2 separate regions of the Homo sapiens genome follow, and region 1 is linked to region 2. A link is a loop called in an ENCODE intact Hi-C map of the cell type or tissue named here. Cell type or tissue: OCI-LY7. All regions are shown on one strand. Each heading gives the region's core, and the rest is flanking DNA. Links, peaks and the distances in the headings are about the cores only. Region 1 overlaps SYK (spleen associated tyrosine kinase). Region 2 overlaps SYK (spleen associated tyrosine kinase).

What was found. A loop is a pair of places that touch in the nucleus more often than their neighbours do. Peaks named below come from ENCODE experiments on the same cell type or tissue, not always from the same donor. Only the 100,000 strongest peaks of a DNase experiment are listed, where the experiment ranks them.
Region 1: it touches region 2 in a loop (2.5-fold over the local background); 2 of 110 quality-filtered maps call a loop at or near these places.

What each region holds. Positions count from the first base shown.
Region 1 is chr9:90,871,590-90,887,782 of GRCh38, forward strand. SYK (spleen associated tyrosine kinase) reads left to right here. Exons shown (of 14, transcript NM_003177.7): 8 at 2,615-2,702; 9 at 3,083-3,260; 10 at 5,982-6,191; 11 at 7,175-7,364; 12 at 16,160-16,193. Among named protein-coding and RNA genes, the nearest start is that of SYK, 78 kb to the left of the region's middle. RefSeq lists a silencer at 8,563-8,775. In OCI-LY7, for the core only: no CTCF peak of the experiment used is centred there; DNase peaks (open chromatin) are centred at 9,332 and 10,232; H3K4me3 peaks cover 2,018 bases; H3K27ac peaks cover 4,897 bases.
Region 2 is chr9:90,821,235-90,837,427 of GRCh38, forward strand. The region is part of intron 1 of SYK (spleen associated tyrosine kinase); the gene reads left to right. Among named protein-coding and RNA genes, the nearest start is that of SYK, 28 kb to the left of the region's middle. RefSeq lists an enhancer at 9,699-9,768. In OCI-LY7, for the core only: CTCF peaks have their summits at 8,925 and 9,124; DNase peaks (open chromatin) are centred at 6,137, 6,477, 9,037, 10,047 and 3 weaker places; H3K4me3 peaks cover 5,308 bases; H3K27ac peaks cover 7,038 bases.

The DNA of each region.
Region 1 (16,193 bases), core at 5,526-13,525, 50 kb after region 2:
CTTTGGGAAAGATGAAGCATGGATTTTGCATCTTCATCTTTATCATAAAGTAACTACTGTTCTTTTAACTGACTCAATAGGAAACCTCCCATTTCTTCCACATTCTTCCAGTTGTGGCATCATTCTTTGCTCCAGTCCTGTTAGTCACCAGAAAGAGATAGGGGCAGGGAGCCCAGGGATCTGGGTAGGAGAGAGTTGATGTGGGGTTGTTGAGAGACATGAGGGTTCTTTGTGGCTTGGCTTAAAAGGCTTATAATCACATAGTGGTCTGTGTTGGGCAGCATGGAAATGAAGCCCCAAGCTTTATTGGCTATAAACGTGGAGTTCTAATTTCCGAGGAAGATCTCCCATCTGTTTCCCTATCCATAAGCCAAGATAGACTAGGGGTGAACAACACACTGCTAGTGAGAGTATAAATTATTTGTGCCCAGGGGTTTAGATTCTCTGTGTCCATCGCTACTAATTCTTACTCATTCCTGACACCCTAGTATCCCTTTCAGCATATTTTGACAACCCCATCTCTGTTTTAAAATTCTTCCCTGCAGGATTCATATGTCAGGGAATTGCGTTCTGGTTTAATTGGAACAAGCCATTTGGAAGTCCTCCTGGTCTGGAGAACATTCTGTGAGGTAGAGAGGCTGCAACCCCAGGATAATGTCCTCAGTGGGAGGGACAGGAGGTCTTATGTCAAGAAGAGGTGATGGTCCCTCTCCTCACCAGTGATGGCTAGTCCGAGGACATCCTTTAATTCCACATCTGTTCAAGTTTTGTCTTTGGATCTCAGAATGTGCCTGCCTGCAGGGAAAATCAAAGGAGTTGAAATGACAGTAAATATTAACCTTGAAAGAGACTTTAAAAAAAATAAAACTATTTTCAGCCTAGAATTGGTTGCGGGAGAAAACTGGGCAAAAGAGGAGGACAGAAAGCCTAGGGGATCACCCAGTTTCTGTCAGGACAGTTTTCCAGAGGCAGGATAATTATATTATAAATCAGAAGTGAAACCACAGCACAGTCCTGTAATCATATGTAAATGTTTAAAAGAAATAGATTGTCATTTGGAATTATTCATTCTTATTTCTCTTCATCAGCATAAAGGCTTGAGAGAGAGCTAATTTTTAAAGCACATTAGATTATACTTCACATCTCCTAGTTTTTAGAAGTGATTTTCATTCATTCACCCATCCATTCATTCATGTGTTTGTTCAACACATTTTTATTGAGCGTCCTTGTGGACGTGGCACAGTTCCGAGTGCAGTGAATAAATGTCTCCCCCTCCTTGAGCTTATATTCTATTTTTATTTTTGATGTGTCATAGTTACTTCTGTTAATCAGTTCAGTAGAAGTGCTGAGATACTCTGTGACAAAACAGATCCCATCGACATCATTTTTACAAATAAGACCAGATGTCCTTTAGCCTTGTCAACAGGCTTGGGCCATGGTGAACAATGTCTGCCTCTGAAGTGCTCAGCAGACCGTGTGAAAGAAGAAGGTCCGGGTGTTTGGAAACAATGGCTGAGTGGCGGTAGTGGTGCATTGTGACCTCATTATTCTGCTTTTGGTTTCTCGCCTTGTAATATGAATAAGGCACATGAGGATTTAGTGTGTGTCATAAGATAAGTGACTGTCACGTTAAGCTTAATGTCTCTGTTTCTGTAACTTTCTCCATAATCTGGCAGTATCTCATTTCTTCGTGGCCAGTGTTTGGGCACTGAAAAGGTCAATCAATACATAGAATTGTGACTCAACTCACGCTGAAAAAAAAAAAAAAGCATCTGAATCATGGTTCTCCTGTGAATTAAATTTAGTAGCAAGAATCTTGTTTTAATTTGGAAGAAAGGGTGGGTCAGGAAAACTCAAGATAGAGACTTTCAAAAGGGAAAGTCCTTAGGATAATGAGTAGATTTCCCCCCCCAGTTGTTTCATGATATAAACTGATGTGGACCAAATAAATACCTGTCTCACAGGGGTACTGATTTCCAGCATTAGCTGTGGCAGCTGGAGCATTGCTGGCCTAGGTGGCAGCAACTGGCCTTCCCTTGGGACCTGTAGTTACTGACCAGTGCCACCCTCTGCCATCCACCCCAATGCTGCTGCATCTCCACCGAAGATAAAGACTTGGGTGGAGACTTGGAAAACATATGTGCGTTGGAGTTGGGAAGTAGGTAGGAGCAGCTGATGAGTACTAATTTTCCTCTTTAAATAATGTCCATGTAATATGAAATTGAAGAGCACAAGTTAAAGAAGGAAAATGCTTCCAAGGCGAACATGCAAATCATCAGCGATCTTTGGTAGGTGGGAATAGGATGTGCAAGGGGGTGAGTGGGGAAGCAGCTCTATCCAGGCCAGTAGAGTTGACTCTCACCACACCCTCTGAACACCTCACAGAGTCCCTTGAGTTGTAGCAGCACAAGCTTGCTTTAGCCCTTGCAAGATCCAAATAATTGCCCGAAGAATGAGATCAGCCTTATTTTCTTCCCTGTTTTTCGTAATTCTTTCCTTTGTCTTTCCTGCAAAAGTTAAACTGTGATTATTGGAAAATAAAAATAATTATGCAGATCAACTTAACAGTTTTGTGGATGAAGAAAAACAACCTGTTGTCCTTTATGTACTTTAGTCCTCCCCTGCCCAAGGGAACCGGCAAGAGAGTACTGTGTCATTCAATCCGTATGAGCCAGAACTTGCACCCTGGGCTGCAGACAAAGGTGAGACTTCCTTTCATTCAAGGGACATTCACAGAGCAAAGTGCGTGGTCACTTGTAAGTTTGTAGAGTTGGTTCACGAATCCACACCACGTCCGTGATTGCAATACAGCCACAGTTAGCCATGGAAACACTCACATCTAGTGGCAGGCAGCAGGCACCACATGCCCATGAGCAGTGATGGTGCTATTGAATGAAATGGTCTTTCCCACCTCCCTCACCCAACGACGTTGGAAATGTCCCTGCCACTCTTCAGAATTTCTCATCCCTTGCAACATTGATGCTACTCTGAGTTCATATTCCCATGAAGATCATGTTCTTGGAAGGATGAATCCTGGTGTGGGGTCCAGCCCCAGGTCGTATGTTTCTTGACTGCATTGCAGGCCCCCAGAGAGAAGCCCTACCCATGGACACAGAGGTGTACGAGAGCCCCTACGCGGACCCCGAGGAGATCAGGCCCAAGGAGGTTTACCTGGACCGAAAGCTGCTGACGCTGGAAGACAAAGAACTGGGCTCTGGTAATTTTGGAACTGTGAAAAAGGGCTACTACCAAATGAAAAAGTAAGTTGCTATGTTCCACCAGCCTCACCCTCACATGAGCTCAGGTTCTAGACATGACTGAGAATAACAAAATGTAACCTGGCATGACTAAACCCTTTTTTTATTAATGCTACCATTCTTGTTAATTTCTGGTACTATTATAATGAAAGCGTCCATTACCTTTAATGGCAAAAACTGCAATTACTTTTGCACCAACCTAATAGTACATGCACCTTATGGAAAATTAGGAAATAGAAACAAGCAGAAACATAAGAAAATAAAAACATCAAATTGGCATGGTGGCTCATGCCTGTAATCTTAGCAATTTGGGAGGCTGGGATAGGAGGATTGTTTGAGGCCTGGAGCTTGAGACCAGCCTGGGCAACATAGCAAGACCCTGTCTCTACAAAAAAAATAAATAAATAAATAAATAAATAAAACATAAAAAATTAGCCAGACATAGTAGTGCACACATATACTTCCAGCTGCTCAAGAGGCCAAGAAGCCAAGGCTGCAGTGAGCCATGATTGCACCACTGCACTCTAGCCTGGGTAACAAAGCAAGGCCCTGTTTCAAAAAACAAAACAAAAAAAAGAAAAGAAGAACATCATATTTGTATAATACCATCCCAACACTACTACTGTTAACTAAACATTACTACTGTTAACTTAATCTTATTGTATATATTTTTAGATCTTTATTTGTACACACAGATATTATTTAATTAAAACAAAATCATTCCATTATAACAATAGTTTTTACATTTATTTTCTTTAATTTTATAGTTACATCTCATTTTTCTTACATGAAAATTATTGATTCCAAATATGATTAGTATAATTATTTATTGGCTTTATCCTATGATTTCAGATAACAATACATATTATACAACAGTTAAAATTGCTAAATTTCGAAAATATCTTTGTATTTCTTTTGGTCTTTAGAAGGTACCCAACATAGAATGTACAAGTAAAACTACTGGTTTCTAAAGTCCTTTGAAATACACCCTCTGTTTGAATTGGTATGATACTAATATGAATGTGGTTAGATTTAGTAGCTTCATGGTATTTCAAATGTAAGGGATTTTTGTAAAAAAAAAATTCGTGAGTAGGTAATTTTTATGATTCAAGGGTTAAAAATATAGACAAAAATATACACAGACATGCGTGCTTTCCGGCCGGGTGCCGTGGCTCATGCCTATAATCCCAGCACTTTGGGAGGCCAAGGTAGGTGGATCACCTGAGGTCTGGAGTTCAAGACCATCCTGGCCAACATGGTAAAACCTCGTCTCCACTAAAAATACAAAAAATTAGCTGGGTGTGGTGGCATACACCTGTAGTCCCAACTACTTAGGAGGCTGAGGCAGGAGAATCACTTGAACCTGGGAGGAAGAGGTTGCAGCCAGCCAAGATCACACCATTGCACTCCAGCCTGGGCAACAAGAGTGAAACTCTGCCTCAAAAAAAAAAAAAAAAAAAGAAAGAAAGAAAAAAGAAATGCTTGCTTTCCAATCTGTCCCTTCGATTTGTTTTTGTGCATGTGTGTGTGTGTAAATTAGATACACATACATGTATGTATACACACACAAACATACACACATATGTATACATTCACAAGTATATACATGCGCACATATATACACACACAATCAAAATTGGCTGTGATACTTATTTTAAAATATATGTTTGTATATCACAGTCATTTTGTACAATGAGTAAAAATGTTTCTGTATTAATCCTAAGCTTTTTCAGATTATGAAAGGTTGTGATCTTTATTCTGTGCTTAAATTTGTGAATTAACATAGACATGACTGTGGACATAATTTCAACTAGAGAATTTGGGGAGAGGAGAGGCTCTCTCGGTCAATTTGGGGCAAAATGATGTCTTTACAATACTGAGTCTTTCAATCTATAAACACAGCCCATCTCTCCATTTACCAGGTCTTCTTCAGCCTCTCTCAGGAGAGTTGTTTACCTTTTCAATGTATTACATTGAAATATATGCTTTTAAATTCTGCACCTAGAAATTCACTTTCAACAATTATGAAAGGCATTTTATATTCACATTCATTACATGTAATCTGAGATGGTGAATCCCAAGATGTTACAGGAATTCGTACATGTCATCGTTGGTGAAGTTTATTTACAAGTTATTTAAATATTTTACAGTTTAGGGTTTTTGCTTGGTTGGGACATTCTTCAGTACTGTTCTTCACCATTCTTTTTATTTTATATTATTTTTTAGAAACAGTGTTTCACTGTGTCACCCAGGCTGGAGTGAAGTGGCAAGAAGCTCACTGCAGCCTTGAACTCCTGAGTCCAAGTGATTCTCCCACCTCAGCCTCCCGAGCAGCTGGGACTACAGGCTTGCACTGTCACACCTGGGTGATTTTTTTTAGAGATGGGGGTCTCACTATGTTGCCCAGGCTGACCTTGAACTTCTGACCTCAAGCAATCCTCCCCTTTCAACCTCCCAAAGTATGGGGATTGTCAGCATGAGCCACCATGCCCAGCCCCCACCATTCTTTTTTAGTAATGGAGTATTACTCTCATTGTCTATAAAATAAGGGAATATAGGTTGGAAGGCCAGCCATCCATTACAGGCTTCTGAAGACACATTGCCACTCTGTGGCAGGTATTTCCGTGGGACTGTTTCCACAGGGGGATTATGCTTCACAGGATAAGATTATCTAGAAGTGAGGCATTTTGGAAAGTTTCTTGTGTGTTATGATTTCTCTTGCAGAGTTGTGAAAACCGTGGCTGTGAAAATACTGAAAAACGAGGCCAATGACCCCGCTCTTAAAGATGAGTTATTAGCAGAAGCAAATGTCATGCAGCAGCTGGACAACCCGTACATCGTGCGGATGATCGGGATATGCGAGGCCGAGTCCTGGATGCTGGTTATGGAGATGGCAGAACTTGGTCCCCTCAATAAGTATTTGCAGCAGAACAGGTATTGTCAGGTGCCCCCACACATCTGGAAGCTATCCCCTAAGGGACAGGGCCCACCCCTGGATGGGCCGAGCAGCCTGATTTCCTTGGGAAGCCTTCCCACCCTCCTGTGCCTTCCTTTATTGGTCCATACTCAGGGACCTTGACAGAGGGACAGGGAGACATAGTCTTTGGATTCAGCTCTGTTAGCTCTAGTTGTTCAGAGAAGAACTCATTTGACAGTTTTGTCTTTTTTTTCTTCCTGTAGTCATTCAGTCTTGGCCTAGTGATAGACTCAGCCTCAGAATATCTTGACATGGAATCTCCTTTCTCACTGGGAAGAACACTTTCTTTTTAAAGAAACATTTTAAATAAATGCTTTTCTAAGAGGTGACAGTTAAGTCTTATCTGTTTGGCTGACCTTATGTTCTCATGAGTGATGACTTCTGAAAATACCAATCACTGCTAATTGATTACATCCATCAAGGGAGTAATTGTGTTCTTCTCATCTAAAGCTGTTGTTGAGATGAAGAAACTCACTTGGAGTAAGACAGAATGATGGCCACCGAGGAGCTTGCCTCATTTGCTGTGCTACGTTTGTACTTAGATTGTCTCTTTAGTCTCCATGGAAGGGAGGTGTTCTTACCCTGACTTTGTAGGTGAGAAACTGATTCTCAGGGTTAGTTCTGTGACCTGTGTGATACTGGAACAAGGATTTGAGGTGGTGCCTGGCTATCTGTGAGCCAGGCCTGACTACTCTGTTATACTGCTTTTCTTGCAATTCCAAGCATGCCAGGAAACTCAATCCCATTGAACACCAGGAGAATATGGCATTGAGTCCTGAAGAGCTATATGCTAACAAAGTTATTTGTCACCACTCGTGAGTTTTGTTGTTTAAGAAGAGGGAAGGAGTAGATTCACCCACTGCCTGCGTGAGGAGCATGGTTGTTTGTTGTGAAATGGGTCACTGTCTGTTATAGCTGATGAGATCATTATGACTTTCAGACATGTCAAGGATAAGAACATCATAGAACTGGTTCATCAGGTTTCCATGGGCATGAAGTACTTGGAGGAGAGCAATTTTGTGCACAGAGATCTGGCTGCAAGAAATGTGTTGCTAGTTACCCAACATTACGCCAAGATCAGTGATTTCGGACTTTCCAAAGCACTGCGTGCTGATGAAAACTACTACAAGGTAAGTACAACTTAGCTAATATTCAGAGCAGCAGGTGGTAAAAAATGCAAGATAAATGTACGTTTTCTTTATTTTATTATTGGTATGGTTTCAAAAAGCAGTTTTGCTACTGAAAAATAACTATGTAAGATATGTTCTTATAATCTTTGATTTTACTGTTTAAAAAATAAAAATAATATCACACCTTGAGATTTACTCAAAGTAGTATATTCTAAATTATGTTTCATGGAATGATCAGGAATCGAGGTATTAAGTGAAGATTTGTTTTGAAAAAAGAAGAATGGGATTCCTTCATTAAGTTAATTTGAAAAGTTTGCATTGGACAGCTTGATTCTTGCAGGATTTCCCCGAAGCCCTTTTCATGCTACTTAACATTACGAATCTCAGTAGAGGGTTTACTGCACTGCATTTCTCAAACCAGATTCATCCATGGCATCCTTTTCTGATAGGACATTTCATAACATGTGGTGGAACACTGTCCCACAGCATGGAGCTATTGGAGCTTGGAGCTCCAGTACTGCAGTTCAGAGCTCCAATATTGCAGCTTGGAGCTATTCCAAAATAACTTTCTAATGAACACCTACCTATACATGCAAAAGTTAGAAAGTGAAGATTTACCAAATAAACTCGTCATCTGTGTATGTCCACTACATATGTAGAAATTGTTCTATTGGCTTAACTGGTATCCAGAAGAGTTGAAGTGTCAAAAAATAGATGCAGTGCTGGAAAGAAGAGATCTAGATAGTTATGTGACTGAAGCTAAAAGAAATATGCCCCTTGGTTTGGTGAGGCAGAGATTATCAAGAATTAAGGGTGGACTTCCAGCAAAACATAAAGTAGAAACTAGTTCTGGGTGCAGGTTTGGACTTCCTAAAAAATAATTTCACAGTGACCAATCCCCTTGCTAATATAACTTGACCCCTCTCTGAACCCTCAAATGAACCAATAACAACTAAAAGAAGAAAAGATAAGAAAGCTCTATCTTCATATTAACTCATCTGTGGTGTATACCTAGGGTCTATGTTAACCAACTGGAAAACGTGATGGCACCAATCCCACTGAGTCAAAGAGGGTGCCGAAGGCAGGTTAACAACCCTGCTAGTCTCTGGTGAAGTCCACATGCTCAGAAATAGATGGCAGACCTTCAAAATCTACCTAGTGGGTGGCAGATAGGATCCTGTGTTTCATGCCCTGCAGTGGTCAGAGACCCCACCCTGAGTGACAATACCCACCCACTCACCTTTCCCTAAGAGGCAGTCCATGGACTGGTAGGTGATGGGGAATGGTGGACCTCGGCCAGCAAAGGGACTGCATGAAGGGTAAGCCACAAGAGCCAAGCTCCCAGGCAGGCAGGCAGACTCCACCATCTTGAGCACAAAGGCCAGGCGAGAGTACAGCAGGGGTCAGGCTGGCCCTCCTCACCCCATTCTTCATACAGTAGCTTCCCAGAAGGAAGCCCCTTCAGAGGTGAACCACTGTGAGAAAGGCATCAGCATGGGCCTGGATAGAAATAGCAGGGAAACAGAGCAAGGAAGACAGCAGCCTAGGATGACCAGCATGGGACATGCTGGAGAAAGAAGCCTGTTGTAATGCTGGATGTACCTCATCATGATCATTACAGAAAAGAAGACAGCCTGTCTGAAACAAGGACACAGAGGAGATAGAGAAAATGAAACATGAATGCTGGGCACCTTATCCACTGCTGTATAACAAATCACCCCAAACTTACTGCCAAAAACACCACCAGGTGTTGGTTTCCCTGCCGTCCTGCTGTGTGGGCAGGGCCAGGTAGGCAGGGTTCAGTGCGTCTGCTCACACAGGGGATTGCACAGTGGCCCGAGGGACAGGAGGACCGTTTCCACTCTGCTCACTCACACTACTCAGCCACTGAGCAGCTGGTTAGACACAGCCCATGCTGGAGACCTCTGCGGGGCTGTCAGCCAGCTCACCTGCACATGGCCTCTCCTTGGGGCCCTTGGGCTTCCCTTGGGCCCATGCTTCCCTTGGGCAGCATGGCAGCTGCGGGCTGAGAGCAGTTACCCAAGAGGCAGGAAGTGGGGGCTGCCAGGCCTATAAAACCAGGCCCAGAAACTACCTCAGGGTCACTTCCACCTGATCCTATTGGTCAGAGCAGCCAAGGCCACCAGCTTCAAAGGATGGGATAGATAGAACCACCCTTTTGAGGAGAAGTGTCAAAGAGTCAAAGAACATGGGGCCAATTCTAAAACTGCTGTAGATATTAAACAGCATACCATTAAAAAGTAAACTAAACTAAAAAGTAAACCAAAGATTGTCTTTGGACAATCAATGAAGAAAAAAAGCCACTAGGGAAATAAAAGCCATCTTGGAAGCAGCAAAAAGAGACAAAACTACCGAAAAGATAGGGTAGTGGAAGATTTCTGTATGAAAACAAAGCAAAGTGAAATGGAAAAGAATAAAAAGTGGGCCGGGCGTGGTGGCTCACGCCTGTAATCCCAGCACTTTGGGAGGCTGAGGTGGGTGGATTACCTGAGGTCAGGAGTTCGAGACCAGCCTGGCCAACATGGTGAAATCCCGTCTCTACTAAAAACACAAAAATTAGCCAGGCATGGTGGCAGGCACCTGTAATCCCAGCTACTCTGGTGGCTGAGGCAGGAGAATTGCTTGAGCCCGGGAGGTGGAGGTTGCAGTGAGCTGAGATCGTGCCACTGCACTCTAGCCTGGCCAACAGAGCAAGACTCTGTCTCAAAAAAAAAAAGGAATAAAAAGTGAAACAAGATCAAAGAAAAGTGCTAGCTGTGGAAGCAAACGAACGCTGGCACTCGGGAAACCATGCGTGACAGGGTAGATTTGTGCAGCATCACAACTGAAAAACACAGGTGTTCTTTGATCCAGCAGCTCCTTCCGAGAGCAAACACACACATCTGGTAATGTGCACTCTAGCACGGGCTGCCACGGCAAAAATCTGGAAACTGCCTGACGACTGCTCCGCAGGGTTTGGTCCAATCAGTCATAGCAGATTCACAGGAAGCTCACAATGCAACCCTTTTAAAAGTGACTTATTTGCATGTGCTGACCTAGAAATATGTCTACTATACATGGTTAGGTAGAAAAATTAAAAAGTACAGTGCTCAAAGAATATGCCCCTAGTTTTATGACCAGAAAAAAGTATACACTACCTATTTATGCATGTATCTAGGTTATTCTGAAGACAGCCTAAATTTCATTGCATTTAAGATTTGTCAAAGGTTTACTTTTTTCATCAGTTCAAAATTCAGAAGAAACCTGAAATAACACACATGGTTGTATTGTTCATGACTTGTAAGATCAAAATTTTAAAATAGCACACAAGGTGATGGAAACAGAAGTATAATCAGTTGTATCATTTGGAAGAGAAGTGCCAGGGCACCTTATGGTCTCCAGATTGATGTCCTGAATGTCTCCTTGTGATCCACTGTAGTGTCATGAAATCAGTTTTCACTGAAATCATGTCCCCCTCTCCACCCCAATGAGACCTCACACAGGTGACATCAGCAGAAGATAACCAGACTCCGCTGTGTGCCCCCTGAATCCCAAACCCAGAGAGAGGGTTTTGCTATGCAGTTTTGACCTCTGTACTATCACTTGCTTTTTAAAATTAGGAAATTAGAATGCTTAGATCATTTTTTAATGATGCTAGCAAGTAGTGCATGCTAAAATAATTGACCTGGGTGGAGAACTGATCAAGATGGACGACTAAATGCAACTAGTATATGCTCCTCCGTAGAGACGGACCAAAATAACAAGTACATATTCACACTTCCAATAGATGGTCTAAGAGAGAACACAGATGCAACCAAGGAGCGACAGGAAGCACCAAAAGCAAAGCACAGGGAAACAAGGCAGCCTGCTTGGCCAGGAATGACTGGGAGCTGGGAGAAGCTTCCAGATATGGGGAAAGCATAAATGAGAGATCCCCAGGGCTCCACATTCCAGCCAAGGACTTCTACAATCCTAGCGACAGAAGAACCCCTCGACCCACGTGGGCCTTAAGACTAACATAGGGAGCTGCCTAGGGATCACACAGAGGCATTGCTCCATAGAGGGAACTCACGCTGAGTCCCACAGGCTTCCAAGCTCTGAGTAGCTGCAGCTTGGTGCCATACTGAGAACCAAGTCCCCAAAGGACTGCATCTTGCCCTGGGACTATTGCTGATGCTGCCATCACCAGGCCAAGGACAGAGGGGAGAATGGACACCTTCACACACCCCAGGGACAGATCCCCCTGCTGCTACAGGCTGCTGTGGGGCTGAGACACAAGCAAATCACACCCCCTATAGCTGCCTGCCTACACTGCTCCCCCTGAGAATGTCCGCAGCCTCCCCAGGAGCAGGCCCATAGCCAGCGCCATTCTGAGAGCCAAGCCTCCAAAGGTCTGTGTCCTTCCTTGGGCCAGGGCTGATGCTGCCACTGCCCCGCCACATAGGGAGAAGGGAGGCCAGGCACTTTCACATGCCACAAAAACAAATACCACCACCACTGCTGAGGGCTGCTGTGGGACCAAGGCTCAAGAAGACTGCATATCCCACAGCTACCTGCCTACTCTGCACCTATTGAGAGTGGCCCTACCCTTTCTGGTGGTAGGCCTTCAGGGCAGCCACTGCTGGCAACCTAGAGACCACCCCTCCCTGCGTATCACAGCCAGCAGCTGAATGCACCACCAGGGAGCCTGAGCACAAGTCCATTGGCCTAGTCACATGCCCCAATACTTGAGCATGACATCCTGTTGCAGCCACCGCCAACACCAACATGGACCACTTGGGTTCCAGTGAGTTGCCCTACCACCATTACTGCCATCACCCACATCACACCCACTCCCCAGGAACCCAAGAACCTGCCCACATGCCCAGCCACTGCAGCATCCACACAATCTACCTGAAAGCCCAAGGGTCAGCCTTCTTAGACCTACTAACACCAGTGCTAGTGTATACCGCCCTAGGGCCCAAGGACAGGCATACTCAGCTCACTGCTGTCACCACTGGGGTCTGAAGACTGGCCCACCTAGCATCCTATTCACAGTACACCTTCACAACAGCCTCCACTAATAACCATACCCTAAGGCACTGAGAAAATCACAGGTGTCACTGAGGCTGTTTATGGCCATAGAAATTATACATAGATTAAATACTGCATTCACCCCAAATCAAACCCAAAGTGCCCTACATATATATATGTGTGTGTGTATATATACACACATACACATACGTGTATATATACACACATACACATACGTGTATATATACACGCATATACACATACACATACGTGTATATATACACATACACATACACATACGTGTATATATACACACATATACACATACGTGTATATATACACACATATACACATACACATACGTGTATATATACACACATACACATACGTGTATACATACATACACACATACGTGTATATATGCATACATACACATATGTGTATATATACATACATATACACATATGTGTGTACATATACATACACATACACATATGTGTGTACATATACATACACACACATACACATATGTGTACATGTACATACATACACATACACATATGTGTACATGTACATACATACACATACACATATGTGTACATGTACATACATACACATACACATATGTGTACATGTACATATATACACATATACACATATGTGTACATGTACATATATACACATATACACATATGTGTACATGTACATATATACACATATACACATATGTGTACATGTACATATACACATATACACATATGTGTACATGTACATATACACATATACACATATGTGTACATGCACATATACACATGTGTACATGCACATATACACATATGTGTACATACACATATACACATATGTGTGTATATACATATACACACATATGTGTGTATATACATATATACATATATACATATATATACATATGCACATATGTGTATATATACATATATATACATATGCACATATGTGTATATATATACACACATATATGTGTATATATATATATACCCAACATATATATACCCAACAACATATATATATTTTCAGGAAAAAGACCTCCTCTACAAAAGCAATTTCAAAAAACTGGAAGAAATGACTGTTGTACCACATGGGCAGATATCAATGTAAGAACACAGGAAACATGAAAAAGCAAGGAAATATGATACCTCCAAAGGAACACACAATTCTCCAGCAAAAAAATCCCAATCAAAAAGAAATTCACAAAACCCCAGATGAACAATTCAAAATATTGATTTTAAAGAAGCTAAATAAGATATAAGAGAATTCTGAAAAACAATAGAGAGAATTCAGAAAAACAGTTCAGGATATGAATGAGAAATTTATCAAAGAAATAGATATTTTTAAAAGAACCAAACAGAAATTCTGGAACTAAAGATTCATTGAATGCAATAAAAAATACATCCCAAACTCCACCAATAGACTAGATCAGGCAAAAGAAAGAATCTCAGAACTTGAAGACAGGTCTTTTGAAACAACCTATTCAGACAAAAATAAAGAGAAAAGAATAAAAAAGAATGAGCAAACCCTTCATGATATATGGGGCAGTGTAAAGCAACTGAATATTCAAATCATCAGTGTCCCCAAGGGTGAAGAGAGAATGAAAGATTAGAAATCCTATTTAATGAAATATTAGATCAAAACTTCCCAAATATAACAACAAACCTAGACATCCAGATGCAGGAGGCCCAAAGGTCCCCAAACAGATACAATGCAAAATCATCTTCTCCACAGCACGTTATAATCAAACCACTTAAAGTCAAAGCAAAAGCAAATATACTAAAAAGAGCAAAAGAAAATCTTCTAATTACCCATAAAGGAACCACCATTAGACTAACAGTGGATTTCTCAGCAGACACCTTACAGGCCAGGAGAGAAGGGGATGACATTTTCAAAGTGCTGAAAGAAAAATACTGCCACCCAAGGAGACCATGTCCAGCAAAACTATTCTTCATAAATAAAAGAAAAATAAAGCCTTTCCCAGGTAAGCAAACACTGAGGGAATTCATCACCACTAGACTGATCCTAGAAGAAATACTCAAAGGAATCTTAAACGTGGAAGTAAAAGGACAATATTTACCATCATAAAAACACACAAAAGTATAAAACTCACTGGTAAACCAAACATACAAATAATCCTGTTAAATAGTGGGCTAAGAACATAGATAGACATTTCTCAAAAGAAGATATACAAATGGCCAACAGGTATATGAAAAAATGCTCAATATCACCAAACAGCAGGGAAATGCAAATTACAAACACAATGAGATACCATCTTACCCCGGCTAGAATGGCTGTTATTAAAAAGACTTTTTTTAAAAAAATGCTTTGCAGATGCAGGAAAAAAAGGAACTCTTATACACTGTTTGTGGGAATGTAAATTAGTATAGTCACTACGGAAAATATTAGAGAGACTTCTCAAAACAAAAACAGGCTGGGCACGGTGGCTCACACCTGTAATCCCAGCAGTTTTGGAAGCCCGAGGCAGGCAGATCACAAGGTCAGGAGATCAAGACCATCCTGGCTAACACGGTGAAACCCTGTCTCTACTAAAAATACAAAAAATTGGCCAGGCCTGGTGACAGGTGCCTGTCATCCCAGCTACCTGGGAGGCTGAGGCAGAAGAATGGCATGAACCCAGGAGGCGGAGCTTGCAGTGAGCTGAAATCACACTACTGCACACTCCAGCCTGGGCGATAGAGTGAGACTCCATCTCAAAAACAAAAAGAAGAAAAAAAAACTAACTACACATAGAATTACCATATGATCCAGCAAGTCTACTATTGGGTATTTATCCAGAGGCAAATAAACTTGTATCAAAGGGACACATACACTCAACGTGCTTATCATAGAACTATTCACAATAGCAAAGATGTGGAATCAACCTAACTGTCCATGGATGGATGAATGGATAAAGAAAATGTGGTGTGTATATATATATATACACCTCTAGAGGTGTTCACTGGTTACTTAGGGTACACCCTATGTAAATGAAGAGGCTAAAGTGAAGTTACAAAGTTATTTACTTGGTGTACACCCTATGTAAATGAGGAGGATGAAGTAATGTTACAAAGTCATTTACTGAGTGTACACCCTGTGTAAATGAAGAGGATATTTCCTGTCATAGCTGAAGTGTTTCCATTTGATTTAGTTCTAGGAAGTCCTTAGGTTCCCTGCCTCCAGGCCCTATTCTCCTGTCTCAATTTCACTCAGCATAATGTCCTCTAGGCTCATGCATATTGTAGTGAATTCCCTTCCTTTTGAAGGCTGAATGCTATTCCATTGTCTATATAGAGGGTGTTTTGTTTATCCACTCATCTGCTGAAGGACACTTGGGTTGCTTTCATGTTTTAGCTATTGGGAATAATGCTGCTATGAACATGAATGTACACAATTTTATGCTTTTCTTTCTTTCTTTTTTTTTTTTTTTTGAGATGGAGTCTCTCGTTGTGTCACCCAGGCTGCAGTGCAGTGGTGTGATCTGAGATCACTGCAACCTCTGCCTTCTGGGTTCAAGCAATTCTCCTGCCTCAGCCTCCCAAGTAGCTGGAATTACAGGCACCCGCCACCACACCTGGCTAATTTTTGTATTTTTAATAGAGATGGGGTTTCCTCTTGGCCAGGCTGGTCTCAAGCTCCCGATCTCAAGTGATCTGCTCTCCTCAGCCTCCCAAAGTGCTGGGATTACAGGCATGAACCAATGTGCCCGGCCCACAATTTTATTCTTAATGGAATTTCTCCCTCTGCTTTGCTTTTAGGCCCAGACCCATGGAAAGTGGCCTGTCAAGTGGT
Region 2 (16,193 bases), core at 5,468-13,467:
CCCAGTTCCAAAGTCACTTCCACATTTTGGAGTATCTTTTCAGCAACACCCCACTCTTCTGGTACCAATTTACTGTATTTGTTTATTTTCACATTGCTGATAAAGACATATCTAAGACTGGGAAGAAAAAGAGACAGTTCCACATGGCTGGGAGGCCCCAGAATCATGGAGGGAGGTGAAAGGCACTTCTTATATGGCAGCAGCAAGAGAAAATGAGGAAGAAGCAAAAGTGGAAACCCCTGATAAACCCATTAGATCTCATGAGACTTATTCACTACCATGAGAATAGCATGGGAAAGACTGGCCCCAGTAATTCAATTACCTCCCCGTGGGTCCCTCTCACAACATGTGGGAATTCTGGGAGATACAATTCAAGTTGAGATTTGGGTGAGGACACAGCCAAACCATATCACAGAGTGGCACAAAATTTTAGCCACATGCATATTCCAGACGCTCCAACTCCTCCTTTCACCTCATATTATAAGTAAGTGTCTTTTTCCCCAGTCTACTTAGTGCCGTATTTTTTGCATTTTTGTTCCTTTTTTCAAATTGTGGTGACTTTGCTGTTTAGAGTACCCCCAGCTGAAGTGCTATCTGGTGTCCCTAGGTGTAAGAAGGCTGTGCTGTGCCTTACAGGGAAAATATGTGGGTTAGAGAAGCCTCTGTCAGGCATGAGTCATAGTTAGTGCTGTCGGCCGTGAGTCCAATGGTAGTGCATCAACAATAGATATGAAATAAGGTGCCTTTACACAGAAACACATAAAACAAGTGATGCATTGATCAGTTGATGAAAATATGGTGACGGCAGGCTCTCAGGCACATAACCCCTGAGAAGCGATGGGCTACTACTTGCTAATTCAGTTTTGGGGGTGACTTTGTGGAATGTATAACCTGAAATAATGAGAATAAACTATATTCTACTTCTTTTACAAAGCAAGGAAATAATTTTTAAAAGCAAGTTAAATTTTACTGTTTTTGTAAGAGATATGTTTTCGAAACAGTTGAACTGTTTTATAACACAGAGAAAGTCTCTTTGCCTTACATTTTATATTAGTTAATTAAGTCAGCAGATTTTTCTTGGGCTCCTGTGATGTGACTGGCACTGTTTTGGTACCAAAAGGGCATTGCAAAAAAAGTCCAGAAGTAGACAGATCACAGCCTTCAGGATTAAAAGCAGTCTCATCAATGTGATATTTCGTTTAAACTTAGTAGCAAGCCCATTGAATTCTCAAAATGAGAATCTGCTAATTATCACACACTTTTCTTATGAAAGAATAATTTTTCATAGTCAATATTTCTAAAATATAATGTCTCTTTCTCATTAGCAGAGACCGATTGTATGGCAGATTTACTTGCACCTGCGGATGCTGGAGATAGGTGATGATTTAGTATAGTGCACATCCACCAGGCGGTCCTCCTGGGTCCCAATATTTAGGCCCACAGGATGAGTCCAGGTGATATTGGGCACAGGCTCACTCAGAGGCTATCAGACAGAAAGCTCTGCCTCACTGCACAGCAGCTTCAAGCATTGCCTTCAGTGGGAGTCTTACTTGCAGTCCACACAGCTCAGGTACAAGGCCCCTGAGGTCCACACCTGGAGCTAATCATCTCTTTGAATAACACTGTAGACATAGCTACCAGAAAATAAAAGAAATAGAAAGGCATGATTAATACAAGCCTCACTAGGTTCTTATTGTGAAGATCTGAGAAAGAGCTCCTCATGGCCCTGGCATGGGAGGGAAGAGTGATAACTGTAAAATACCCCTAGGCTTTCTCCATGACAATGGTTACTCTCCAAGGGAAAACACTTTGCAAGAGCCTTGTCTCAGCTGGGAATTCCCAAGGGAATTCCTCAAGTTCCAGCACCCTCATCACTTTATCACTTAAAGGACAAAAAACTCATAGTCAACAGGGGTCAGCGCTTCAAGGAAATTGTTACAGAATGGTAAAGGGGTCGAATATCCAAGAAGACATAACAATCCTAAATGTGTATGTGCATAACAACAGAGCATCAAAATATGCAAGACAAACACTGGTAAGACTGAAAGGAGAAGTAGACAAATCCTGTCTTATAGTTAGAGATTTTAATCTCTTTCTCACAAAAGTTGATAGACCAAATAGATAGGATAAAAATGACCTAAGCAGTACTGTCACTCAACTTGATCTAATTGACATTTATAAAATATTCCATTCAACAACAGAAAAATACACATTCTTCTCAAGCTCACTTGGAATATTCACCAAGATAGAGCACATTCTTGGAAAACATGTTAACACATTTGAAAGACTAAACGTCATACCAATTATGTTCTCAGAACACAGTATAATTAAACTAGATATCAACAACAAAAAGATGGAGGTTTTGGGAAATTTCCCAAATATCTGGAAATCAAACAACAGACTTCTATATAACCTATGTTTCCAAGAAGAAGTCTCCAAAATCTAAAAAAATATTTTGAAGTGCATAAAAATAAAAATATAATTTATCAAAAATTTTGGAATGTAGCAAAAGCAGTGCTTATAGAGAAATTTATAGAACTAAGTGCACACATTAGGTAAAAAATATATAAAGAAAATTACTTGTGATTCTACTTTTAAGAAACTACAGAAAGAAGAGCAAATTAGGCCTAAACCAAGCAAAAGAAAAGAAATAATTAAAATGAAAGCAGAAATCATTGAAATTAAAAACAGGAAAACAGTAGAGAAAAGTCAATAAAACCAATGTTGGTTCTTTGAAATCATCAACCAAATTGATAAACCTTTAACCAAGAAAAAAAAAAGAAAAAAATGTAGAAGATGCAATTTACCAATATCAGAAATGAAGGAAAGGTCATAACTGTTGATCTAATGGATATAAAAAGATGATAAAGGAAGATCATGAACAACTCTGTACTCACAAATGTGGTAACTTAGGTGAAATAAACTAATGCTTGAGTGACACAAACTACTAAAACTTACAGAAGAAATAGGTAGCCTGAATAGCCCTATATCTTTAAAATTTAAATTAATATAACCTTTAAAACAGAAATCATCAGGCCCAGATGGGTCCACTAGTGAATTCTGTCAAACACTTAAGAAAGAAAGAATACCAGTTTTCCATAATCTCTTCCAGAAAATAGAAATGGAGGAAACAGTTTCTAATTCATTTTATGAGTTCAGATTTCACGTAATACCAAAACCAGTTAAGGCATTACAAGAAAACAAAGCAATATTACTTATATATACAAAAACCCTCAACAAAATGTTAGAAAATCAAACCCAACAACGTATGAAAAGAGCTATGTACCACAGCCAAGTGGAATTTATTCCAGGTATGCAAAACAGGTTCAACATTTGAAAATAAATTAATGTGATACATCACATCAATGGGCTAGAGAAGAAAAATCATATGACCATGTTAATGGAGGCAGAAAGGGCATTTGACAAACTCAAAACACTCTTTCATGTCAAAAAAAAAATCTTAAACTAGGAATAGAGGAAAACTTTTGTAACTTGATAAAGAGCATTAAAAAAAAAAACCTACAGGTAACATCATACTTAATGGTGAGAGACTGAACACTGTCCCTCTGATACTGAAAACAAGGTAAGACTGTCCTCTCTTACCACTCTGTTCAACATCCTACTGGGAGCCCTAGCTAGTGCAAGAAAACAAAACAAAACTTATACAGATCAGAAAAGAAGAAATAAGACATCTTTTTTCACAGATAATATGCATGTCCATATGGAGAACTTCAAAGAATCCATAAAACAACTCTAATAACCAATAAGTGAGTCTACAGGATGCTAGATCAATATACAAAAGTCGGTTGCTTTCCTATATACCAGTAGTTAACTATTGAAATTTGAAATAAGAATAATTACCATGTATAATAGCACCAAAAAGACAAAAAAAAAAAAACACAAGAAAATACTTAGGTATAAATCTAACAAAATATGTACAGGATCTGTATGCAGAAAACTACAAAATAATGATGGAAGAATCAAAGAAGATGTAAGTAAATGGAAAAGTAGTCCATGTTCGTACATTGGAAGACTCAATGTTGTTAAAATGTTCATTCTGCCAAGCTTGATCTGTAGATTCAACCCAATCCCAATCAAAATCCCAGCAAGCTGTTTTGTAGCTAATGATGAAATGATTCTGAACTTTACTTGGGAAGGTAAAAGATCTAGAATACCCAACACAATACCCACTAAAAAGGACAAAGTTGGAGGACTCACACTACTCAATTTCAAGTCTTACTAGAAACAGATACAATTTCTGCCCTTATGGGACAAACAGACATTCATCAAAAATTCACATGCTAGAAAGTAAAGGTAAATTAAGTCAAAACAGTGGTCAGTGGTACAAAAGGAAAGCATGTTAGTTTTGACTGTGGGGACAGGGACATGTTTATCCTGAGCTCAAAGGGTAGCCTGGACAGTGGAGGATTTTTAGCAGAGAAAAGGGCCACAGCTTAGAACATGTAGGAAGGGAGCAAGGTGGGGGCACTGACAGCCAGAGCTACTCAAAAGAGATGTGGAGGAAAAGGATGTTATGTGGTTTTGGAGACAAGTAGGCATGTGTGGGAGGCTGAGACGTGAGATGGGAGGGATTGGCAAGGGGTTGACTTTCAGCAGTGTAGAGAAGGGAATGATCTAAGAGAGCTTGGATTTTCATCTTCATAAATGGATGGAGCTCTTGGGCCAAGGTTCTCAAACTTGAGCCTTTAAAATACAAAACCTAGAGCTTCACCCCAGAGTTTCTGATTTGGCAGGTCAGGGTGGAACCCTAAGAATTTTCATATCCTCCATGTTTCCTGGTGATGCTGACATTGCTGGTCCAGAGACGCACATTGAGAACCCAGCTCCAGGGAACAAGAAGGAGCTCCAAGTTAGGCAGGAAAGCCCCAAGCTTACATTTGGATGGGTTGACTATGAGGGCCTTTGCACTGCCACCTGAAGATGGTAGCTAAGAGAAGAGGCAGGCTTCAAATATTGGCTCCACCACATACTGTGTGTTCTTCAGCAAGCCAGTTGACCCTCCTGAGGCTCGATGACCAGGTCTGTGAATTGAGGATAACAATAGTATCTACCATTAGGGATGTTGTGCACATCAGTTGATAACCTTTGAGTCAAGTACTCATGGAATAGCTGTTTTGCATTATCCTCATCACCTTCATCATCATGGCCATTCTGGCCAGCACTAAAGATGTACAGCCAACCTCTTCTGTGGCTGAAGTTTATCTTCTATAAAATGAGAACTTGTTTTTCATGAAGCTGTCATTTTCACAAGTTTGGGGTGCAGGTGCAGATTGCCTACTGTTGTGTTTCTGAACACTTCCCTCGCGAGGCTCCTAACCCCACCCCAGTAAACTCATCAACATGACTCCTTCCAGCTTCTACAGCTCTGGAGAGGGTTCCTTTTTATCTTGCGTTTCCAGGGATGTTTCACGGCCTTTTGTGGAGTGGGCCCTGGCTGAGCTTCTGGCCCTTCTTGAGTGTGGAGGATGTCACAGACTGCAGTGGGAAATTAAAAAGCTGCTTGCTTCACAGAGTAAGGGAATGTTAGTAGATGCTTGAAAAGTACCCTGAGGGAGCTGGTCAGAGGTGCTCTGTAAAGTTGCATCTGTTGCTAGCACCATGAGCAGCTGTCTGACCAGGAGGCCTGGGAACAGGGACAGAGAGAGCTGGCACCCTTCTTTCCTCTGCCCTACACATTGGCCTTTCCGCCATTAAGACCATCTCTGCTTGACTTTTTCAGTCTCCTGGCTGGCAATTAGCATCTTGAGGTCTCCATTAAGATCTTTTCAAGGATGCTCTTCCTATTTGGTTCAATCTTCTGGTTGAATTTGATACATGTTATGATGTAGGACTTTTTAAAAAAACATAAAACAATCAGGAAAACCTCGCTATACCCATTCCAGCAATTCAAGACCAAGTTCATTTTTGGTAAAAACACTTGGGAAAGGGCATTTCCAGGCTGGCTAAGCACTAAATGGCACAGCCCTGTCCACTGACTCCCTCCTCAACTGGTGTGTGTTCTGGAGGGATCCATGTCTCAGAGCATTACTTCATTTTGAATGTGCAATTAAAAGAGGCCCCGTGCTGCTGGGGATCTCACACTTCTGCTTTCTGGTTTGTTTTGCATGCTGACACTTTGAGGAAAAGCCCATTTCCCTAATTACAGACATCGTCCAGCAGCAGGAAGCACTCTGGCTTGTTGATGCCTGTCTTGTGCTTTCTCTCTGTTTCAGCTGTTTTCCTTTTAAGATACTCCTCTCAGATTTGTGTGCTTCTTCCCTTCCCACATTCTATACTGCCCAGCGCCTGGGATTCCAGATCTGCGTTTGAATCCAGGAAAGGGAGGTAGGTCAAATTTGTGGGAATCAAGCATATTTAGAAACCCTAACCTCAGGCTCTGCGCATCTGTGGGTGTCTGTAGGAGGGATACTTAGGTTTCATGCCTGCATCTGCGTTTCCTCTCCTCTGCCGCTAACATTCTTCCACTGAGCACATGTCCATCTTGAGCTGGAAGGTTTAGCGGTTTGCCATCTTGTCTTGCCTGCAGTTATGATGCAGCTAAAGCATCCTTCTCTCCTTCCTATAACCTATGCCACTTTGCTTTAAGCATTGAGTATATTTATGTCTCAGGTTTATGAAAGACAATTATAAAATCTCAGGAGACCATCATAAGCTCCTGTAATATCTTGCAGTCCTGAGTCACCCACAATTATTTTTTAACTGGCTAGGAAAAAGAATGCTAGCGATTTTTTTTAAATAGACATTCAGTAAAACTCTAGATATTTCTTAATCCACATTTACTGTGTCCTTTTTGCTTAAGTCAGGTGTTTTGGTTTCTCTAGCAGCTGCAGGATCCCCATAAAGATTATGCTCATAAGGTAGTGATGGAAAAGTAAAATAGAGCCTGAAAGCGGGAAACTTCAGCAAGGCACTAAGGCACAGACAAGAGATGTTAGGTCTGCCGGCTGTTGTCATTGCAGTCTGCTGTGGCCTCACCCCCGCCCCCCCCCCCGCCCCGCCCAGGCCTTCACAGCTGAGTAGGAAAGGATCTTGGGATGGGTACCAGGGCAGGATCAAGGAAAGCCTGCAACTGCGCTGCCCTTCTCATCATCCATATGTGGTTTGCCCAGATAAAAGCAATATAGTAAGATCTATCAGGCATATTCAACGTGAGTTCTTTTTTCTAGCATCTTGTTGGTTGTTTGTGTTTTTCCCCAGAGAAGAGTGAGTGATGAGGTGGCCCTGGGACATGGTAGATGGTGCAGTTCACTGGGGAGACATCCTTGGCCCCACTCAGGGTCAATATGCGCCCCACACCGCTGGCTGCAACCCCACCCTGTCCTCTTCTGCTCAAAAGAGCATGCAAGGGACATTGCTAAGTGGCAATTTTGGTTGCAACCCAGTGTTCTGTTAATTATTCACAAAAGCTAGCTCTCTTTTTAATTACCAATTGTGTGTGCGTTGCGTGTGCGTCCCTTCCCCCTTCTCTGAGCACACCTGTATGATGAGGCATGTACTTCTTCCTGGTGGAGAAGAACTGCAGAGATGTCTCCCAGGTTGAGCCTGCAGCCTGGCCCGGTCACCAGCACAGCACGGTGACTTGACTGTCCTCCCTGGCTCCCTTCCCCACCCGTGGCAAGTGGCAACTTGCTTTCGCTCACACTGAACGTGGTCAACTTGCCTCCCTGTCACACTGTAGCACTTGAATAGGGCAATATTAGATTATAGCAGAGGTTCTCAGACATTAGAGTGCTTAAAAATCACCTGGGAAGCAGGCCAGGCGCAGAGGCTCACGCCTGTAATCCCAACACTTTGGGATGCCGAGGTGGGCGGATCATGAGGTCAGGAGTTTGACACCAGCCTGGCCAACATAGTGAAACCCTGTCTCTACTAAAAATACAAAAAATTAGCTGGGTGTGGTGGTGTGCGCTGTAGTCCCAGCTACTCAGGAGGCTGAGGCAGGAGAATTGCTTGAACCCAGGAGGCAGACGTTGCAGTGAGTGGAGATCGTGCCATTGCACTCCAGCTGGGGTGACAGAATAAGACTCCGTCTCAAAAAAAAAAAAAAATCACCTAGGAAGCTGTTTAAAATTTACCCTTCTTGTCCGTATGCCCTATTTGCTGGGTCTGAGGTGGGCCCAGAACCCTGCTTTCCAGAAGGGAGCCTGAGGGTGGGGTGCCCTGAAGACCACACTCAGGAAGAACCGGACATGTGAGCTTTCATGAGCCAGAGTCCTGCCAAGAACTAGAATCTGCAGGTGGCTTTGGCCAGTCCCACTTAGAGGCAAGAAGACGTGAGGATAGTAGAGAACCTGGAAATCACGCAGTCCCCAGGATGAAAGTGGAACTCTCGGACCAGATCCTTATTCTCTTACTTTCGTGAGCCATTTCTGCCTACCTGTTGTCAGGGAGGCAGGAGGTTCATTTTTCTCTCACATGGTGCCTGACATAATGACTTGCACGTGATAGATGCTCAACAAGCATATTGAATGAATCAATCAGTTAGATTGTAAATTAAATGCACCAGATGGGCTGGTTGTTTATTTATAACTACACAGTTAACATTTATATTAACATAATGTTAACACCAAAGCGTAATATCTGTTTTCTGTGTTAATTATGGCAAGGTGGGCATAGAGAAGAGATTTCTGAGTGTCTTTTGCAGAGCTTGAAAATGTCTATGTGTTGGTTGAGATAGATCAGCCTTTACTTGATGCACTTTCAATCTTTTAAGTTCTGAAGGCACAGCAAGAGAATTTGGTGTTGAAGGTTTGGATAATGTTTTCAAGTATTTCAATATCCCTCTATTTCTAAACATTAGTAAAAATCATGCCTCATGCTACCATCCTTAGCTTCACTTTGTGTTTCTGAATTGTGTATCTCTATATACTAAGAAGTCCCCCATGTATGCCTGCAAATATGGGAGAGTCAACCGCTCAGCAGAATGTGCACAATGTAAGGCTGTGCCTTGGAGACCAGGCACCCTGTGCAGTGTGATGCACAGGCAGGCCTCAGGATGGCGCCGTGGAGGGCAAGTGATACCTACTGACGAAGCCAGTGGAGTGGATGCAAGGCCAACTCAGGCCCTGCAGCTGGGGTTCTGTTCCTCAGTGTTGAGGCCACAGGTCTGTGTCCACATGTTTTCTTTTGTACAGTGGGATTCTGCCGCACAAGGCAGTGCCCCCAGCCCTTTGCAGATGAGTCAAACATGCTTGTTTGCAGAGCCTGGTGCTGGGTGGGGTGGTCCCATCACATCACCTCTTCCTTGGTCATTTCTCTGTAATTAATCAGCCAGTCCCTGACCAAACCAGCAAGATCAATTCTCCCTCTGGTTGGACTCATTCCTCTTTTTTTTTTTTTTTTTTTTTTGAGATGGAGTCTCGCTCTGTCGCCCAGGCTGGAGTGCAGTGGCATGATTTCTGCTCACTGCAAACTCCGCCTCCCAGGTTCATGCCATTCTCCTGCCTCAGCCTCCCAAGTAGCTGGGACTACAGGCGCCCACCACCACGCCTGGCTAATTTTTTGTATTTTTAGTAGAGACGGGGTTTCACCCTGTTAGCCAGGATGGTCTCAATCTCCTGACCTTGTGATCCACCCGCCTCAGCCTCCCAAAGTGCTGGGATTACAAGCGTGAGCCACCACACCCGGCCTCCTCTTTCTTATGAAAATTAACCCACAGATGAAGTTTCCTTTCACCCAAGTCTTGACAATTTTCTCAGCTTCAAGCTGCAGAGGAAATTCCTAGGCACATCTTAACAGGGCTGCTTTGCATTGAGGGGGCTGTGTGGTTTGAGCGTGATAAGCCTGGATATCTTTCTGCACTATGCTGATTTTTGTTCCCTTAAATGGTATGGATTTGGCAACAATTGTTTGCAGGTGATCTTTTCCCAGAGAACCACTTATTTCCCCCACTGTCTCTGTATGATAGGAGGGCTCTAATGGCCCAGGGATGTGAAAGTGAGACACCTTCAATCGCTAAGGACTGCTGGAAATGTGAACTACAGGAAGTTGAGGGGGCTGGAGGGGAGGAGGCAGCACCTGCCGGAGCCATGCTTCAGTGGGTCTCAAGAAAAGCAGAAGCCTGGAATCTCAGGGCTGAGGCCCCTTGATAACTAGGACAGATGGGTTAATAAAAAGGGATACAGAGACATAGGCTACCTCTTCTGGTTCAATGCCAAGCTAGAAAATCCTGAAATGAACACAGATTTATGAGATAGGAGTAATATATTTAAGAACACAGTCTTACATAGAGATAACTATTTTCCCAAAACATCCAAGGTAAATTTATATATCTTTATGGATGAGGTTGGGTCTTTTCAGGGAAGGTTGGGGAGACGGAAGGGAAATTACTTATTATCAGTCCTCATGATTCATGGATTCCATATCTCCGCATTCATCTATTCATTTAAATCTGTTTGCAACCCCAAAATCAATACTCACAGCACTTTTGCAGTCATTTGTGACGTGCACAAAGCAGTGAAAAATTTAAGTCACCCAACACATACGTTGAGGTCGCACAAGGTGACACTCTGCTTTCTTGTTTTAGCTCTTATAAACACATTTTCTTTTCTCTTGGCCCATTTAGTCCATGGTTTTTGCATTTTTGTGCTTTTCTGGGGTGATTTTGCTATTTAAAAATGGCCCCAAACACAATGCTAAAGTACTTACTGTCTGGTGTCTCTAAGTGCAAGAAGGTTGTGATGTGCTTTACAGAGAAAATACGTGTGTTAGGGAAGCTACTTTCAGGCATGAGTTATTGTGCTGTTGACCATGAGTTCAAGGTTAATGAATCAACAATATATATGAAATAAATATCTTTAAATAGAAATACACATAAAACAAGGTTCTGTATTGATTGATTGACAAAAAAGTTGTAACCAGAGGATCACAAAAACCTAACACCATATTTCCCCAGGAGCAACTGTTCAGGATTTGCAAATTCAGCTTTCATGGTGATTTTATAGAGCATAACTATTGTGAATAACAAGAAGCAACTGTATTTTGTTTCATGCATAAGATGGAAAGAGAACAGAACCAGAAGTATGATATCGATGAAATGGAGAGAGGAGAAAGAAAAGAAAGAAATGACACTATGAAGATTTATTAGTTAAAATGTTACTAGTGATAATAAATTAATCAGAACTTTGGCCTCTGCCTTTGATCCTGGTTCCCATAATCTCTAAGTGCCAGGCTCAGATAATGTGGCCCTTGCAGGGTTTGGGCAGCTAGTCCTCTAACCATTTTCTACAGGTAAACGTGGACATGAAAGAAGCCAGGGTGAGGCAGGCAGCTTCCAGAAGCACACACTGGGCTCAGCTCCTTCCTTCCTAACCTCTATTTTAGCTCCACGTACCTCTTCAATACCAGAAAGTCTTCTTCTGATTCTGCCAGAGCCCAGCTCCTAGAACCTAGCTCATACACTCACCAGCCTTTTTTGTCAACAATTCATTCAAATATTTATTTACTTAAATATCCATTAAGCACTGTTGCTTCTCTCGCCCAACTCCATTGCACATGCTATATCAGTTATCTGTTGCTACATAACAGATCACTCTAAACTTAGTGGTTTAAAACAACAATAATTACTTATTATTGCTCATAATTTCTGTGGGCCAAGCATTTGAGATAGCTGGGTAGGCTCAGGCCCTCTGTAGGGTTGTAGTCAGGTGTGGGCCAGGGCTACAGTCTCATCTGAAGGCTTGATAGAGGCTGGAAGATACTATTCCAAGGTGGCTGCTCATACGGCTGGTCACTTACTGCTGGCTATTGGCTAGAGGCCTCAGTTCCTTACCACATGAGCCTCCCCAAAGAGCTACTTGAGCATCTTTCCAATGAGGCATCTGGTTTCCCCAGAGTGAGCAATCCAAAAGCTGAGGAAAAGTGTTAAGGGCTTTCATGAGCTAGCTTCAGAGACCCAACATTGTCACTCTGCAGTCAGCCACTCTGTGTGCAAGGGATGGGAGTACCAGGAAGTGAGGATCACTGGGCACCATCTTGGAGGCTGCCTGCCATGTATACATTTTAACTCTCAAACAAAATTTGAAGACTGAAGACCCATACTTAAAGTAGCCTCTGTTCCAGGCAGTAGAGAACAAAATGTAAACGTACTTACACTAATGGAGTGTCTATTCTAGTGGCTTTGGGGAATATAGACAAAAAAACAGAACTAAAACTCTAAGGTGGGACAGGGAGCTGGGAGTGTTAGTGTCAGGTGGGCCTATAGAGCTCAGCCCCCCTTCATCATGTTGGCATTCATGCTGGCTGTTCCTCTGTAGGGGATGAAATTTTCCCCTGCCAGAAGAATGGGCTCTGGACAGCTTGTTCAGCTGCTTGCTCAGGTGTGAGCATCTGTGCCTAATCTTCCAGTCAGACTGCCCTAGAAACATCATTTCTTAATTAGCTGAAAGGGTATCTGAAACATTGTACTTATGGTGGCAAGCATGGATCTATTGCTCTTCATCTATAAAGTTGCTGCCTGATAAGGTAGAACTACACAAATGATAGTTTCCCAACTAAATGCATTTTAAAGGGCAAAGGTTGTATAGTCAGCTTTAGTCCTGGCATAGGGGAAATGGACTATGGAAGTCTAGTTGGAAGAGAAGATTGAAACATGCCAGTAAGTGCAAAAGGATACAGTATAATTTAAATAAAACACATGGAAGACATGAGGATGCTAGTGGGATATGATGGGCTCATCCATTTCTGCAGGCTCCAGGAGGGTGGCTGGCAGGGCTTCTTTGGTGTGGGGCAGAAAGAATCAAAGCCTGTAGAATAAATCTGACTCCGTTCTAGATTTAACTCCTCATGGTGTATCACGTGCAAGGTGAAGCCTGACTGGCACTAGGGAGGATTTTGAGGTAAGGAAGCATTGTCTTTGGTTCAGTCCAAGCCCTCACTGACTTTCCACCATCTTCAGGTGGGGGTGGGCATGTCCGTCTGTCTCCCAGCCTCATGCACACACATGTGTGCACACACATGCACACACATGCATGCCTTCTTATGAAGTGTGGGTCTGGCTGCCCGTGCTTTTTCCTTCATCTCACCATGACTTATCCTTCCCTCTTCTATTCAAAGTTCCCACTTGAGAGGGTCCAGTTGCCCTGGGCACCCCTCCACACTCCCCACTCATGACTGAAATTAGTTACAGTGGCTTTGGTATACTGTCATCCCCTTTCACCAGTGAAGAACTCTATTGCTATAGTGCCCAGGTCACACAAAGCTGGGCCGGGTCGCCAGCGTTCCCGATTCTCACCTCTGTGTCCCTGGGTTTCCTGCTCTCTGGCCCAGTGGAACCACCTCCACGGGGTACCATTCCTTTCCAGCCTTGTCTTTTGTTCATTGGCAATGATGTTAACAAATTAAATAGGGGAATATTTGTTCATCTAATTTATTGGTAAAAAGGCTAGAACAAGCTTATCCAACCCATGACCCATAGGCCACATGTGGTCCAGGATAGCTATGAATGTGGCCCAACTAAAATTTGTAAGCTTTCTTAGAACATTATGAGATTTCTTTCCCTTCTTTTCTGTAGTTCATCAGCTATCATTAGTATTAGTATATTTTATATGTGGCCCAAGACAATCCTTCTTTTATCAGTGTGGCCCAGGGAAGCCAAAAGATTGGACACCCCTGGGCTAGAGCAATAAAATGGGCACATCAGATTTGTGTCCACAACAGCTGACACAGTGGTTTCCAGTCAGGGGTAAGTTACCCTTAGGGAACACTTGGCAATATCTGGAGACGATGTTTGGCTGTCATGATTGGGGAATGGGGTGCTACTGGCATCTAGTGGGGAGAGGCCAGGGATGCTGCTCAATAGTCTGTACTAGATGAGACAGCCCCCGACCCTACACACATAACAGAGAAGGATCCAGCCCAAATGTCAAGAGTGCCAAGGTTGAGTAACCCCGAGCTAATGTGATGAATGGTGCCAGATGGAAATGGGTGGGACCATCATAAGGAGGGGGAACAGGGTAAAGGCAACCATCTTAATTTGTAAATTGAGTGTGGGGGATGTGTTTTGACCACATGCTTTTGAAAAGGGAAGCTGTTCATTCTCCAGAAGCCCAGCGGAGATGTTGGATGGATGGGGCCACCCATAGCTGCATTCATGGACAGCTGGACACGGGCCCAGGAAATCTTGGCAGCGTCACTGGGGCCGGTGCACTTTTAAGAGGAGCTTGGGTGATATGAAATTGTTTGGACAAAATGAGTGAGAGGTCTTGAAATAATGTCAAGGCAGGAAGAATGCATTGACTTGGAGTGGCTGCCAAGAGCAAGCATTTGCAGGTTGTTTTGGGGAAGCAGAACTGGCTGTGTTCTCTTTGTCCTGTGCACAGTTGGAAGACGGGAAATGGAGGAGGAGAGATGGGGAAGGAGAGATGGGGAATCAGATAAGAAAGTGTTTTCCAACAGAAGCATCGGCACACATTGGAGTGAGTTCCCTTCCCTTAAGAGGCCAGGAGCTTATGTAGGAACCAAGCTCCATCTGAAGCAGCCACAGGGCTGGAGCATCTCGCAGATTAGTTGCCAGGGTTCTCTGATTCTGGCCCTGTTAGCCTCCATCTGGACACACAGCAATTGCATGTTTAGCATTTTTATTACAAAAGCAACATACAATTTTGACCCTTGAACGTTACAGGTTTGAACCATGTGGGTTCACTTATATGCGGATTTTTTTTCAACAAAAATATTGGAAAAAAGTTTTGAAGGTTTTTGACAATTTTAAAAACTTGCAGATGAACTCCATAGCCCAGAAATATAAAAAATGTTGGCCGGGCGCTGTGGCTCACGCCTCTAATCCCAGCACTTTGGGAGGCTGAGGAGGGCAGATCACGAGGTCAGGAGATCGAGATCATCCTGGCTAACAAGGTGAAACCCCGTCTCTACTAAACATACAAAAGTTAGCCAGGCGTGGTGGTGGGCACCTGTAATCCCAGCTACTTGGGAGGCTGAGGCAGGAGAACAGCGTGAACTGGGGAGGCGGAGCTTGCAGTGAGCCGAGATTGTGCCACTGCACTCCAGCCTGGGCAACAGAGCGAGACTTCATCTCAAAAAAAAAAAAAAAAAGTTAAGAAAAAGTTAAGTGTATATTGAATGCACAAAATATATGTAGTCTATTTTTTCATTTACTACCATAAAATGTGTACAACTCTATTATTAAAATTAAAATTTATCAAAACTTACACATAAATACTTATATGCCATTCACAGTCGAGGAAAATGTAAATAAATATAAAGATGCAGTATTAAATCATAATTGCATAAAATTAACTGCAGTACACACTGTACTGCTGTAATAATTTCATAGCCACTTCCTGTTGCTATTGTGATGAGCTCGAGAGTTGCAAGTACCTGCCTAAATCACTGTGTGATGCTCATCATCTCTGTGTGAGCAGTTCATCTCTCCAGTAAATTGCATATTGCAGTAAAAAGTGATCTTTAATAAGTGATCTCTTGCAGTTCTCAAGTATTTTTCATAATGTTTAGTGCAATACCGTACAACCTGAATAACACCATGGGTCCCATGTGAAGGGTCACAGTGAGGCTGGAAGTGCTCCCAAGAAGTCATGACATTATAAGAAAAAGCTGAATTGCTTGATGAGGATTGTAGATGGAGGACTGTAGCCATGGTTGCCTGCCATTTCAGATGGATGAGTCATCTTGTAAACAGATGACAGTAAATTTATGGTATTGATAAATACAGTACAGTATTGTAAACATATATTCTATTCCTTATGATTTTCTTAATGACATTTTCTTCTCTAGCTTACCTCACTATAAGAATATAGTATATGATACATATAACATGCAAAATATGTGTTAATCAGTTATTTATGTTATAGGTAAGCCTTCTGGTCAACAGTAGACTATTAGTTAAGTTTTGGGGGAGTCAAAAGTTACACATGAATTTTTACTACAGGGTGGGTGGTCAGCATCCCCACATTGTTCAAGGGTCAGTTGTATATTCACTGTGGAAATCCTAAAAAGCAAAGAGCAACATGTTTCCATCAAGCAGGATTTTGCCAGCCTCTGGTTAAACCCTGAAGCCTGAGCAAGGCAGTGAAATCTCCAGACCTTTGGGGCTCACATTTTAGGGAAAGGGCAGGTTTGTGTTGATGCTACAAAGGTAATAGATGCTTTTGAGAAGTTAACTATGTGCGGGGGTGGCCAAGGTAGGCCGAAGCAGCACC